Linked DNA regions of Mus musculus: region 2 is linked to region 1. The links are chromatin contacts, found by Hi-C or POLR2A ChIA-PET in ENCODE. All regions are on one chromosome and are shown on one strand. The core of a region is the stretch at or near the end of the contact, and the rest is flanking DNA. Distances in the headings are between cores, read along the strand shown.

Evidence for each region. Hi-C counts contacts between places; a loop is a spot of excess contacts on that map. ChIA-PET counts read pairs that join two places held with the same protein, here RNA polymerase II (POLR2A).
Region 2: a map of regulatory T cell shows a loop between it and region 1 (1.9-fold over the local background). The contact joins the promoter of Nfkbil1 here to the promoter of Msh5 in region 1. A Hi-C loop is called at or near these places in 1 of 37 maps with a recorded cell type or tissue (regulatory T cell). POLR2A ChIA-PET finds 5 or more read pairs at or near these places in 4 of 5 experiments (Patski and embryonic stem cell).

Annotation. Positions count from the first base shown.
Region 1 is chr17:35,043,353-35,049,159 of GRCm38, forward strand. Msh5 (mutS homolog 5) reads right to left here and starts at 3,393. Exons shown (of 25, transcript NM_001146215.2): 1 at 3,348-3,393; 2 at 2,879-3,035; 3 at 2,578-2,701; 4 at 1,942-2,022; 5 at 1,762-1,824; 6 at 965-1,086; 7 at 673-782; 8 at 377-412. The coding sequence starts at 3,022.
Region 2 is chr17:35,231,322-35,237,172 of GRCm38, forward strand. Nfkbil1 (nuclear factor of kappa light polypeptide gene enhancer in B cells inhibitor like 1) reads right to left here and starts at 4,465. Exons shown (of 4, transcript NM_010909.5): 1 at 4,329-4,465; 2 at 3,631-3,910. The coding sequence starts at 4,385. Atp6v1g2 (ATPase, H+ transporting, lysosomal V1 subunit G2) reads left to right here and starts at 5,275. Exons shown (of 3, transcript NM_023179.3): 1 at 5,275-5,524; 2 at 5,796-5,851. The coding sequence starts at 5,443.

The sequences.
Region 1 (5,807 bases), core at 2,143-4,642:
ATCTTCCAGAGGTCCTGAAGTTCAATTCCCAGCAACCACATGGTGGCTCACAACCATCTGTAATGAGATCTGACGTCCTCTTCTGGTGTGTCTGAAGACAGTGATGGTATACTCACATACATGAAATAAATAAATCTTTAAAAAAAATAGGGGGGGTTTCTTGTCTAGCAAGCACCAGTCCCTCAGTTAATTCAAAGTTGCAAAGAGGAAGGACGGTGATTCCTCTGTGCCCCTTCCTTTCCTTTACCCTCATCCACACAATCACCCTTTTCTTTCCTTCAAGCCCCAGGATTAAAGAAGCCAGAGCCTCAGTAGGATTATCAGAGCCTTAAACTCGTCCTTTGTTTCTGCAGGCAGCAGCTTGTCTCCACCTCACCTGTAAGTGTCTTGATCTATGCTCACCAGATGGGTCCTAAGAACAGAAAAAGCCGCAAGAACGGTGTCTGAGGCATGAGGAGTCACTACTAAACTACTCCTCTCTCCCAATACCTCTCCAAGCAATCCAATCTTTCTGGTTCTCCTGTGCCAGAGCACACTTCAGCCACTGCCCTTCATCTGTACACATACAGACACACACACACACTCACACAGAGAAATACACATGCACACACCCTTTCTTCTTAGACCTCCCAGTCCTCTTTACTTTGGTTGAGGTTTGGATGAGTCACCTACAATACAAACTTCTTGAATCCCAGGATAGGGACGCCAACATCATAGTCTTCCAGTTCAACCCCAATTCTTCTTCGACTCAGGAACTTGAGCAGTCCTCCAAGTGCCCGGACCTGGGAGGGGATCAGCAGTGAAGTTGGATGAAGCCTAGTGTTCCAGAAGCTAGACGACACTACTATCAGGAAAACCGTGATTTTTACAGGGCTGGGCAGTCCAGTCACAATTCTGCCCTGTGGCTGGGAGCTCATGCCTTTCCCCAGCTGCATCCTAGCCCTCACCCCATGACCCAGCTCACCGTGAGGACACAGTCAAAGGGAATAATGGAGGAGAGGAAAAGGATTTTCTCAGTAGCAGTCATGGAGTCTGAGATGAAGGAGTAGTTTCCGGAAAGGAGACGCTGTTTGCTTATCTCTGGACCTATTTGGGGAGGATGGGGAGTGAAAGGTCTCATAGGTCCATTCTCTTGCCCCAGTTTAACAATAAGAACAAATCTGACCATATGGCTTGTCCAAGGCCATAGAGGTGGTTAAGGAAAGCTAAAGAAAGAATCAAAACATACAGATGTAGTCTCATTCTTTCGGTTCTTTATGTAATGTAGATGTCTGGCTATAAGCACAACCTGAGAGAGACAAGTGACTCAGGAGGCAAAAGGTCAAGATGGCAGGGATTGTGGATATATATGGAACTAATACTAATACTGCCCATTTCCTGTATTTCCTGTCCTTTTTGCAAACCTGGAAGTTTGCAAAGTAGGGAGTGCCTTATGGACCATGGTTCCCAGAAACAGTGCCGTTTCCTTTTTAATGCAACAAAGGACTTTGGCTCCAACGTTCAAAACTGTTTTTAAGAGTATCATCTCTCCATTTTCTTCCACTCCCCCATTCCTCACATACCTAACCCCATAGTTTCTCAGTAAGTTGTACTAAAGATAGTAAAGGTGCAGGAGAGATCTCGGGGAGACTCATGATGGGGTGTGGGAAGCAGCTTCCAGATAAGAGTACATGAGGCAAGGTTTCTGATAATAGGAGCTCCTTTCAGAGAAAGGACAGAGGCCCTGGGATGGGGGCTGGTAACATAAAAGGAAGGAGCTACCAAAATCCACGCTTGGCAGAAGTATGATTTCAGGTCCCTTTGGCTCTCTGTGCTCCTCGGAGGCTGTGGAGGCAAGAGGCCACAGTCTTGTACAGTTCAGGCCTGTCATTGTCCCATGCTCCCTCCCAGCCAAAGATTTAGTAGTCTATTTCCATTTCCCCTTCTCTATGCAATCCTTACCAAGCTTCCCTAGAAATCGAGTCATAGCCTCATCCTGTTTGGCACTTGTGACAACAGACTGGGGGTTGATTTCATCCAGAACTTGAAGAGAGAAGGAAGGTGCCTGATGAGTCGAAGGATATCTCCACTGTGACTAAGAGGAAAGTGGTGGCTCTCTTCCTGCCACTGTCTGTTCTCCTCAAGAATTTATCATCTTAGCCAGGCATGGTGACACATGCCTTTGACCCCAGCCCTTGGGAGGCAGGGGAATCTCCATGAAATCAAAATCTGCCTGATCTACACAATAGGTTTCAGGATAAACCAGAGCCACATAGTACATAGTGAGACCCTGTCTCAAAAAAAAACCAAAACCAAACTAAAGTTATTTTATGTCTGTAAGGGATGGTCTGCACACTGGGAGCGCAGTGGAGGAGACTTAGTAAAGGCACGGTGGGAAGGAACAAGAGTGTCCTGGAAACTATCACTAAAATCATGGTTTGCCAGGGACAAAATCTGTAGCATTTCACATACAGTAGGTACCTAATAAAGTTGTGTTGAATAAGTAATTCCTAAATCAGGTGACTATAAACTACATGAGGATGTATGAGTGAACACACGTCCCACCCCAGAGGAGAGGAATGCAGGGCTCTGTCGCACCTCTCTGGAGAAGCTTTAGGCTCTCGTGGTCTGGGGCATCTGGCATGAAGTGGATAGTGGAGTCACTAGTGTCATAGTAAGCAATGCCCAGGTATCCCGAGCTCCACAGCACGCACAGATGGATCTGTCCCGCGAGGAAGGAAAGGGGATCGATATCTGAATCCCTCGGAAGGGCATGGATTGGTCATCCCTTATTATTAATCATTTAACCAAATCTCGGAGATAGGCACTCATGGGGAGTTTAGTCAACGTGAAACGGGGTCGGCTCAGCCTCTCCCAGCCCTCCCAACTCCGCGGACACCTCGGCGGGCTCCTCCTCGTCCTCTTCCTCGATACCTCCAGGCCCCGCCATTGGGGGCTGAGGGCTGGGGAAGCTGGCTGAGGGGATTCCGGATCTGGGTCCGGGTCCCGGCGGCGTCCGGCCTGGGGTCGCTCTGAAAGCCATGGGCTCGGCGACTCTGAGGACATGGGAGGGGAAGGAGGTCCAAAAGCAGCATTCAGCAGGCGGCTGGTGCGCGGGCTTTCAGGGGACAGGCGCGGGGGCTGCCCCTTTAGGTTGGGAGCAGCTCCGAGCTACTGTCCCACCCTCATTCCTGTCACTCGAAGCCGTGCTTTGGAAGCTCTGACGGAGCGCGCTGTCACGTCAAGTCTCTCCCGCCACCCACGCCCTTACAGCCGCAGCGCGCTCTCCTGACCCACCCCCACCCCCTCCCCCACCCCCACCCCACTGGAGCCGCCAATTCGCAGCACTTTCCCGCCTTTTCCGTCACCTCAGCCGCGACGATCCACCTCCCTGACCAACCGCCGCAAGCCTGCAGCCTGTAGGCGTGGGCCGCGCGCGCTCGCCCCGCCCCCTTAGTGGCTGAAAGGGTCTGCTTAGCCATCCAACGGGAAGGCGGTGAGGACGCTAGATGTCGATTGGTCCGTTTGCATTGGGGGCGGTGCTAGAGTGTTCAAAATTCCCGCCCTCTGCCGTTGCTAAGCAGCCGTGTCGCAGAGCTTTGATTGATGTTGGGCGGAGCCCGCCCTAAACTAAGGTCCCCGCCTGGAAAAAGGGTCTGGGCCACGGTGGAGAAGGCCAGAGCCCGGAGGCCGACCTTAAAGGGCCAGAGGCAGTCTTCCTCCTTCCTGAAGAGTGGAGAGAAGCAACATTAATTCAACCTGTGCCAACAGCAACAACTCCGTTAATATTTGTACCCACTAAGTTAATATTTATAAAAAACTCAGAACAGTGCCCAGCAAACAAAGTAAGCGCTACATGAGTGTTTTAAATAAATAAGTGGAAGTAAGAACTAACTCCTGTTTCAGACCTACTTTGCCTGTTTCCTGATTGCAGGAGATGATCACCAACCACAGGAGCAACACGGGGCTTGATTATTTTGGAACCCCTGAAGAGGAAGTATAAGTATCTGAAAGACACTAAATTCTGAAAGTAGACCTAATTAGAACACATACAACCATACTACAGTCCTCTCACCCCTAAGGACACAGGGTATCTCTGACTGATGATCCATCTGGATGGGAAAGAAGGAGAAGGAAGGAGTTTCTGAGGGAAAGAAAAAAAACCATACTTTACAAAACAATAAACAAACAAACAAAAACTTCAGTGCTGGCTTAGCAGGTAAAAGTACCTTCAATTTTGTACCCAGATTGTCCTCTGTCCTCCATACCTGTGCTGCTTGTACACACACACTCACACTCACACTCACACACCACATAATTTTTTAAAAACTGTCCTAGCTACACTAAACTAAGATCCTGCCTGAGGTTCAGAAATGGCATGAGGTGACCTGGCTCTGCTGATCAGCGACTGGAAAAATCATCTCCAAAGGGGAGCAGGTCTAAGGGCTGGGTTAATGGTTACTCTTGGCAAATTATTGAGCAATGGAGTTATGGAAACCTGGAAGAGGTTATTGGTGACAGCTCTGGGGAGTGGCAGAGAGGGACACACCTTCCATTCTGGGGTATGAAGAGATTAGGGACTGGTTTACCAAGAAGAGGAAGGGATCAGACCCAGGAAGAGAAGGCAGCAGAAGAAAAGAAGAGCTGGAGAAAGAAGAAGTGGGAGCTCAGAGATAAGATGGCAGTCTACATTTTTTTTTTTTTTAATGCAGTCCTGGCTTCAAATCCAGGAGCACTGCTGGGTGATCCCAGGACAGAGCAGCCTGGAAAATAAAGGCAAGATAACGCATTTGTGTGTGCGTAGCAATTCAGGCAGCCACAGTCAATAGTGATGATCAGAGCAGCTGCGGCCATAAAGACAGCCAAGAGAGGCAGCCAAACCTGTTTGAATCTAAAGTTTCTCCCAGCGATCTAACTGTGAGCAGATTGCCCGCTGGCCACTTGCTGACCAGAGGGAAAAAAGGAGGTGTCTGGGAAATAAGGCTTCATGGAAGCCATCTCTCTTATCAGTGGGAAGAGGCTCTGGTGCAGATCTCAAGGGTCAGCATAGAGGGAACATTCTTAGGACTCAGCTGGGGCTCACGCATGAGTCAGTCTACAACTGTCTGCAACGCTGTAGTTCAAAAGCCCAAACACCAAGTATATTCTGCCTTCCTGGGGAGGAGAGAGATAAGCCAGCCCCCCCCCCCGCCCCCCGCGCCCCAGGGAGGAGAAAGCTCTCAGAAGAGGAAGCACAAGAGGAAACCACTAACTAACTGCTGTTCCAGCAAACATGCATCAATTCACCTCAGCCCTCCCTGCCTCTTTCAGTTTCCAGCCCAGTCTTTCCTCTCTGTCTTTCCAAGTCCAGAATATTTTCTTCAAATATGTCTGTATATGTGTGTGTGTGTGTGTGTTAGACTGAGAAGAAAAGAAAGCTAGTCGATAGTAGAGAAATTTAGAGTGTGGAGGTTAGATATTGGCAGACATATTTTAGGTTTTTTTGTTTTTTGTTTTGTTTTTGTTTTTTGTTTTTTCGAGACAGGGTTTCTCTGTATAGCCCTGGCTGTCCTGGAACTTACTTTGTAGACCAGGCTGGCCTCGAACTCAGAAATCTGCCTGCCTCTGCCTCCTGAGTGCTGGGATTAAAGGTGTGCACCACTATGCCTGGTTTTGTTTTTGTTTTTAAAAAAGGTAGAAGTAGTAGGCAGGGCAGTGGTGGCGCATGCCTGTAATCCCAGCACCTGGGAGGCAGAGGTAGTCGGATTTCTGAATTTGAGGCCAGCCTGGTCTACAGAGTGAGTTCCAGGACAGCCTCAACCACACAGAGAAACCCTGTCACTAAAAAC
Region 2 (5,851 bases), core at 3,215-5,714, 190 kb after region 1:
CCGTCTCTGGCTCCACTGCGCAGATCAGGGAGGCAGTGGATGCTGTCTATGCCGTGCTGACGGATCAGCACACAGTGAGTGTCACATAACCACAAAACAAGCCTGGAGGTGCAGGCCTGCGTCTTGGTCAGGAATATCAGTCAAGAGCTGCCAGGGCTACATGGTGGTGTCTCCACTAAAGAGAGAAAAACGAAGGCTGGGGATGAGGCTTGGTGCGGGCTCACACCTGCAACCCTGGACTTAGGCTCAGGGACCGGATCAGTCTCTGAGTTTGTGGATAACCTGATCTACATACTGAGTTCCAGAAGAGACAAGCCTACAGAAAGAATCTATGTAAAAACAAACAAACAAACAAACAAAAACAAAACAAACAACCTGCCCCCCCCCAAAAAACAAAAAACCAAGCAAACCAGCAAGCCAAACCCTAAAGAAGACCAAAGCAAACCTTAAACCCCAGACCCTAACATCAGAATGATAGCTTGTTTTTCCCTCCCCCCAAAAACGGAGAGAACTATATTGCCTGCCAGTGTCCACTCATGCTTGCTCTTTGCAGAGTGGCCACTGTTTGACGCATGCTTTACTGATGGGTCCCTCTGACAGCTGAAACTGATCTTCCATGACATTCACACACACACACACACACACACACACACACACACACAAAGCCTAAAATGTGAGCCTCTTCTGGCCCCCTACTGTGTGTGGTACCCCCCGCTCCCCAGTCATTTCAGTGTCCTAGGGCAGCCCTCTGACCTAACAGGAGAGTGGAGGGGAGACTCCTGCAGGTTCAATCGCTCAATCTGCTCAATGGATCAATCTCATTCAACTATCTTCAAAGCAGCGGGCAGCCGCTGAATGAGATGAAGTTGGGATTAGAGCGCCACCTCGTGGCAGAACTGGCAGGTGCCGGGAAAACGGTCTGAAAGACCAGGGGTTGGGAGAAGTGTGGAGGGATGGTTTCCTCTTTGGACCATTGCAACCTCTCAACTGTGACATGCAGACAAGTTCCCGAAACTCCCCAGGGAGGCCTCACTTTCGCCACGGTGTGTTAAATGTTTCACATGTTTCTCAGAATTCTATACGACAGTGGCGGTGCCTATTCCACCATTAGGAGATCCTCAGCCAAGTTAACTGAACCGCGGAACTTATCATTACGTAGCAAAGCTGCAGCCAGTCCGTGGCTCATGTGTTATTACAACCTCCGTTTCGGAGGCGAACAAGCTCCCGAGGTAAGGGTGCAGGCCTCAGGATCCGTAAGCGGCAACCCTAGGCACCACACTGCTACCACCCAGGAGCTGCCTCTTAAACTGTAGCCGGCTGCTGAACTCTATCTAGGTACACATCTCCTGAAAGCATACCTAAGAATACTTTAAGTGCTATAACAACCTTGGGTGAACTGAACGGCTATAAGCTCTTAGAGTAAACTGGTCTCTGGTCCAGCCATAAATTCCTGTACAGTGTGACTCTGAGCTGAAGGTTAACTGCCTGACCATCTAACCGCTACCTCTCTGCTTCTGTAAGCAAAGCTTGCTTGCTGCAGCTGTCCAGAGCTGCCTTTCTGTATACGCCACAATTGCATTTTTTTTGCTCTTAAAACCTCAAACTGGAAGTGAGGCTGCTTCCGGCTTGCTACTCTGCTTGGAACAGCCCTACTGGTGGTATATAAAGATTCCACAGGACGTATTCAGGAGTCTGGGGACTTCTTCTCTTCAGGTATCCCATAATAAACTCAGCCAGGCAGCTGCAGCCTTCCTCTCTTTAAGCTTAAAGAAAATCAACTACGCAGGCCCATCTTATTTGTGTTAGAGGATTTTGGGTTTGGTTTTGGTTTTGATCAAGGAGAGGCCAAGCTGGAGATGAGTGAGTGAGCAGGGTTGTTGATCTGTGGGCAGAAGGCCGTCCGTCTCTTAACAGACGGGCCTCTCCTCCAGTTCTAGTCTGGAAGCTGCTCTCCAGGGAATTGCTTCTGCTGTCACTGCAAAGGCAACACCTACGCTGTTTCCAGAACTGTGGGATTTGGCAAAACTGATCTAGAAGTATGCCATCTGGGGCTAGGTCAAGAGGCTGGGGGAGCAGGGGCAGGAGAGTGCAGGGTTCTGGTAGGAAACCCCTGAGTGTTAACCTCAGCGGGATAAAACTAGTCACACCATAGCCGCCATGTAGGTTAGGTGAGATCTGCTTGATGGCTTTTTTTTCCTTCACTTTTTGAGACTCTTAGGCCCTGCCCAGACTGGCCTTGAGGTGTTCCCGAGGGCTGGGATTACAGGAGTGTGTTGTGAACTTCCTGTCTTTCTAGGCGGGGAGGCTGTTTCTGGGCTGGCTATCTGCCAGTAAGTAACACAAATGAACTAGAAAGAGGCTGTCTGCACTGTGGAGCCACTACCGATGCTGACTGGAGATGTTTTGTTGACGTCTCTCTACCGTGGCTCCGGCTAGCTTGGATGTAGAGCAGACTGGCCTTGAGTTTGCAGAGCCCGGACTGCCTCCGCCTCCAGACCGCACCACCAGCTTAAGTAGGATTTTTGTTACAGAATTTTGGTGAGAATGAAGAAAACTGGTCTGGCGCCTGGTATGTGTCAAGGGACATGAGTCCATCCCTAACACACAGCAGCAGATCTCCGGCATAACACCAAGTAAAAGTTTCAAGTCCTCTGGCCGGCCCAGCTGATCATGTGACAAAGCATGGATACTTTGTAAGGTGTTTGTGGCATTATTACAAGGTTGCCATTGTTTTGATTATGCAAGGAGAGAAGCAAAATTAAGGGGGTGGGGGTGGGGTGAGTGGAGCTGGGATCTGACCTGAGCAGTCAACTGCAAGGTAAAAAACCATCAAAGAAACAAAGTAGTCACTGAGCTGAAAGCTAGGAAATGTAAAGAAAGAGTTGCGAGCTATGCGGCTGGGTGTGGGAGACACATGCCTACAACCTCAGCACTTGGGATGCAGAGGCCAGCCTGAGAGACTCGGTAAGACCCTGACTCAAAAACAAAAACAATCGGGCTGGTGAGATGGCTCAGTGGGTAAGAGCACTGACTGCCCTTCTGAAGGTCCTGAGTTCAAATCCCAGCAACCACATGGTGGCTCACAACCATCTGTCGTGAGATCTGACGCCCACTTCTGGCACGTCTGAAGTCAGCTACAGTGTACTTATTTATAATAATAAATATGGGCAGGAGAGAGTGCGGTTGCCCTAAAATTCAATTCCGAACAACCAGATGAAGACTCACAACTATCCGTACTGCTACAGTGTGTACTCATATACATAAAATAAATAAATCTTCAAACAAACAAACAATCACACCATGCTAGCACACACCCCTTAGTTGATTGGGCGATGTTAGGATAAGCTTTTCTGTTACTAGAGAGATATGGCCACATCCCAACCAGGGATCTTCAACAGTTCCCAAGGACCAAAGAACTAACTTATTTCCCAACTATTTTGTTGTATGATACAGGGTCTCTCTGTAGTCTTGGAGCTCACTGTGTAGGCTACATACTTAGAGAGATTCTCCTGCCTCTGCTTGCCCAGAGTCAAAAGACCTGCGCCACCACACCAGGCCTTTATTTCCCACGCATTCTTTCAGTTCAGATCTGGCCAGCTTCTCAAGACCAGTTCCCACGGACCCACTCACCATCAGGGCCCTGGCGGGCAGCAGCGTGCAGCGCCGTGTCGCCATGGCGGTCCTGGTGGGCAGGGTCAGCGCCGAGACGCAGCAGCAGGCACAGGGCAGGGGCATCGTGGCGGGCGCAGGCCCTGTGGAGAGGCGGGGGCTGCCCAGCGTCCACATCAAGCCCGGGATGTCGCTGGAGGAGAGCCTGGGCTCGCACCAGCCGTCCTGCAGACAAGTACCGCCGGAAGCGTCGCTCTCGGCGGTGCCGGCGGGAAGCGGAGGCCATGGAACAACTCTGGGGCTGAGGAAGAAGTGGGAAATGGCAGCGGTGAGGTCCCAGCTCCGCTCTTCCCCGTTTCTCCCTTTACCTCCTATTTCCTCCCCCTTGCATCTCCAGCAAGAGATAAGGCCTATTCTAAACTCTCATCCCTTAGCAGATGGCAAGTTTGGGGCGGAGGGTGGGGATGGGGTTGGAGTTGGGGGCTGGTGGGGAGGGGGGAATCACAGAGTTAATTTTTGATGTAATTTTTGAGAAAATGATACATAGTTGTTTTAAGGTTCCAGAGCCCAAGAAAAAAGTTAATTCTGAACTTTGGAGGGAAACAACAACAACAACAACAAAAATCAAGTAAGGCCAGATGGGGGCAATTTTCATTAGCCACAAATCTGGAGAAAAGTCACAAATTCAAAGAGCGATCTAGAAATGGAATATAATGTACCCGACAGACAGACGTAGAGGCTTCTTCCTCTGGGGCCTGGGGGGAGGGGTTACTCATCAGACCTGCTCCCCGCCCCCCCAAGGACCCTCAGAGACGGAGGCCGGAGGCCTGGGCTTAAGACGCTCGGAGAAGGGAGGTGGGGAGGGAGGAGGCGCGCCAGGATGCAGGAAATGGCGCAAGCACACGCGCAAGTTTCGGGCGGAAATGAACTGTGTGTTCCATCCCGGAAATCGTACCGAACGCTCGGACTGGGTGACTTGTGATTAGGTCTCCGGAGGGGAAATAAGACAATTTGCGACATAGGGTCCTCCTGCAAGCGGAAGATGAGAGGCGAGCTTTCGAAGGGAGGCAGAGGCAGAGGCAGGCCTGGTCTATAGGGCGAGCTGCAGCGACAGCCAGGACTACAGAGAGAATCCCTGTCTCGAAACACACACACACAATCTCACACACACACACATAATCACACACACACCACACAACCACAATGAGGCCAAGTATATGGGTAGATCAAAAAAGAAAAACACATGGTTAGACACTAACAAGGCAAACGTAGGACAGAGCAGGGAGATGTGTGCAGACGTTCAGATTTGGGGGGAAAGTCTGAAGAGAAGATGGAGGCTGAAAAGAGGGGGTAAGGGCGGAGGGAGGCGTGGAGACACAGTTGGGAGTGTAAGTGAAACCCAGCGTACTGTGTCCAAGCGCATCCTTACCTTCCCACACCATTCTCATCGCCTTTGTGTCTCCTTCGAGACCACCAACCAAGATCTCCTCACACCCAAACACTCTGCCCTCCGCTTCCCCCAGACCCATCTCTGTGGACCCTGGTGACACGGAGAGGCCCTGCACCTGCTGCAGTAGTCAGCACAGGGCTGGTCTCTGCTGCCCTCGGGCGGCCGTTTCGGGTACTACCTCAGTGAGGTTCGAGAGGAGGACCAGTCATCAGTGTGAGGATGACAGACACCCACCCGGTGCAGGAGACTGAGTGAAAACGGGAGCGCTAAGACCCAGTGGGAGTGGAGGACCGCATCAAGGGCCCGGAGGAGTAGGCGCTGGAGGGTGGGAGCCGTCTGGTACCTCGGTCGCCTTCGGAACAGCATCCTCTCTAGTGATAAAAATGGCCAGTCAGACCCAGGGTATCCAGCAGCTCCTCCAGGCTGAGAAGCGGGCAGCGGAGAAGGTGGCCGATGCCAGGAAGAGTGAGCCCCCCTTTCCTCTCTTAGGAATATGGAAGGAGAATTTAGGAATAGGGGATAGCGGGCATTTGAGTCCTTAGGAAAAAAAAGCCCAAGGACAATGAGGACAGATGGGGGACTGAGGCTATTAGGGTAGAAGAAACGGGTGGGTTTTACAGTCTAGCATTTGGTTGGTTGACAGGAAACTGGATAACTTTCTAGAGGGCACTGATCCCACTAACGCACCTGGTTGTGTGTGTGTGTGTGTGTACACTCACTGTCCTTCTGCCTCTAGGGAAGGCCCGGCGACTGAAGCAGGCGAAGGAGGAGGCTCAAATGGAGGTGGAGCAA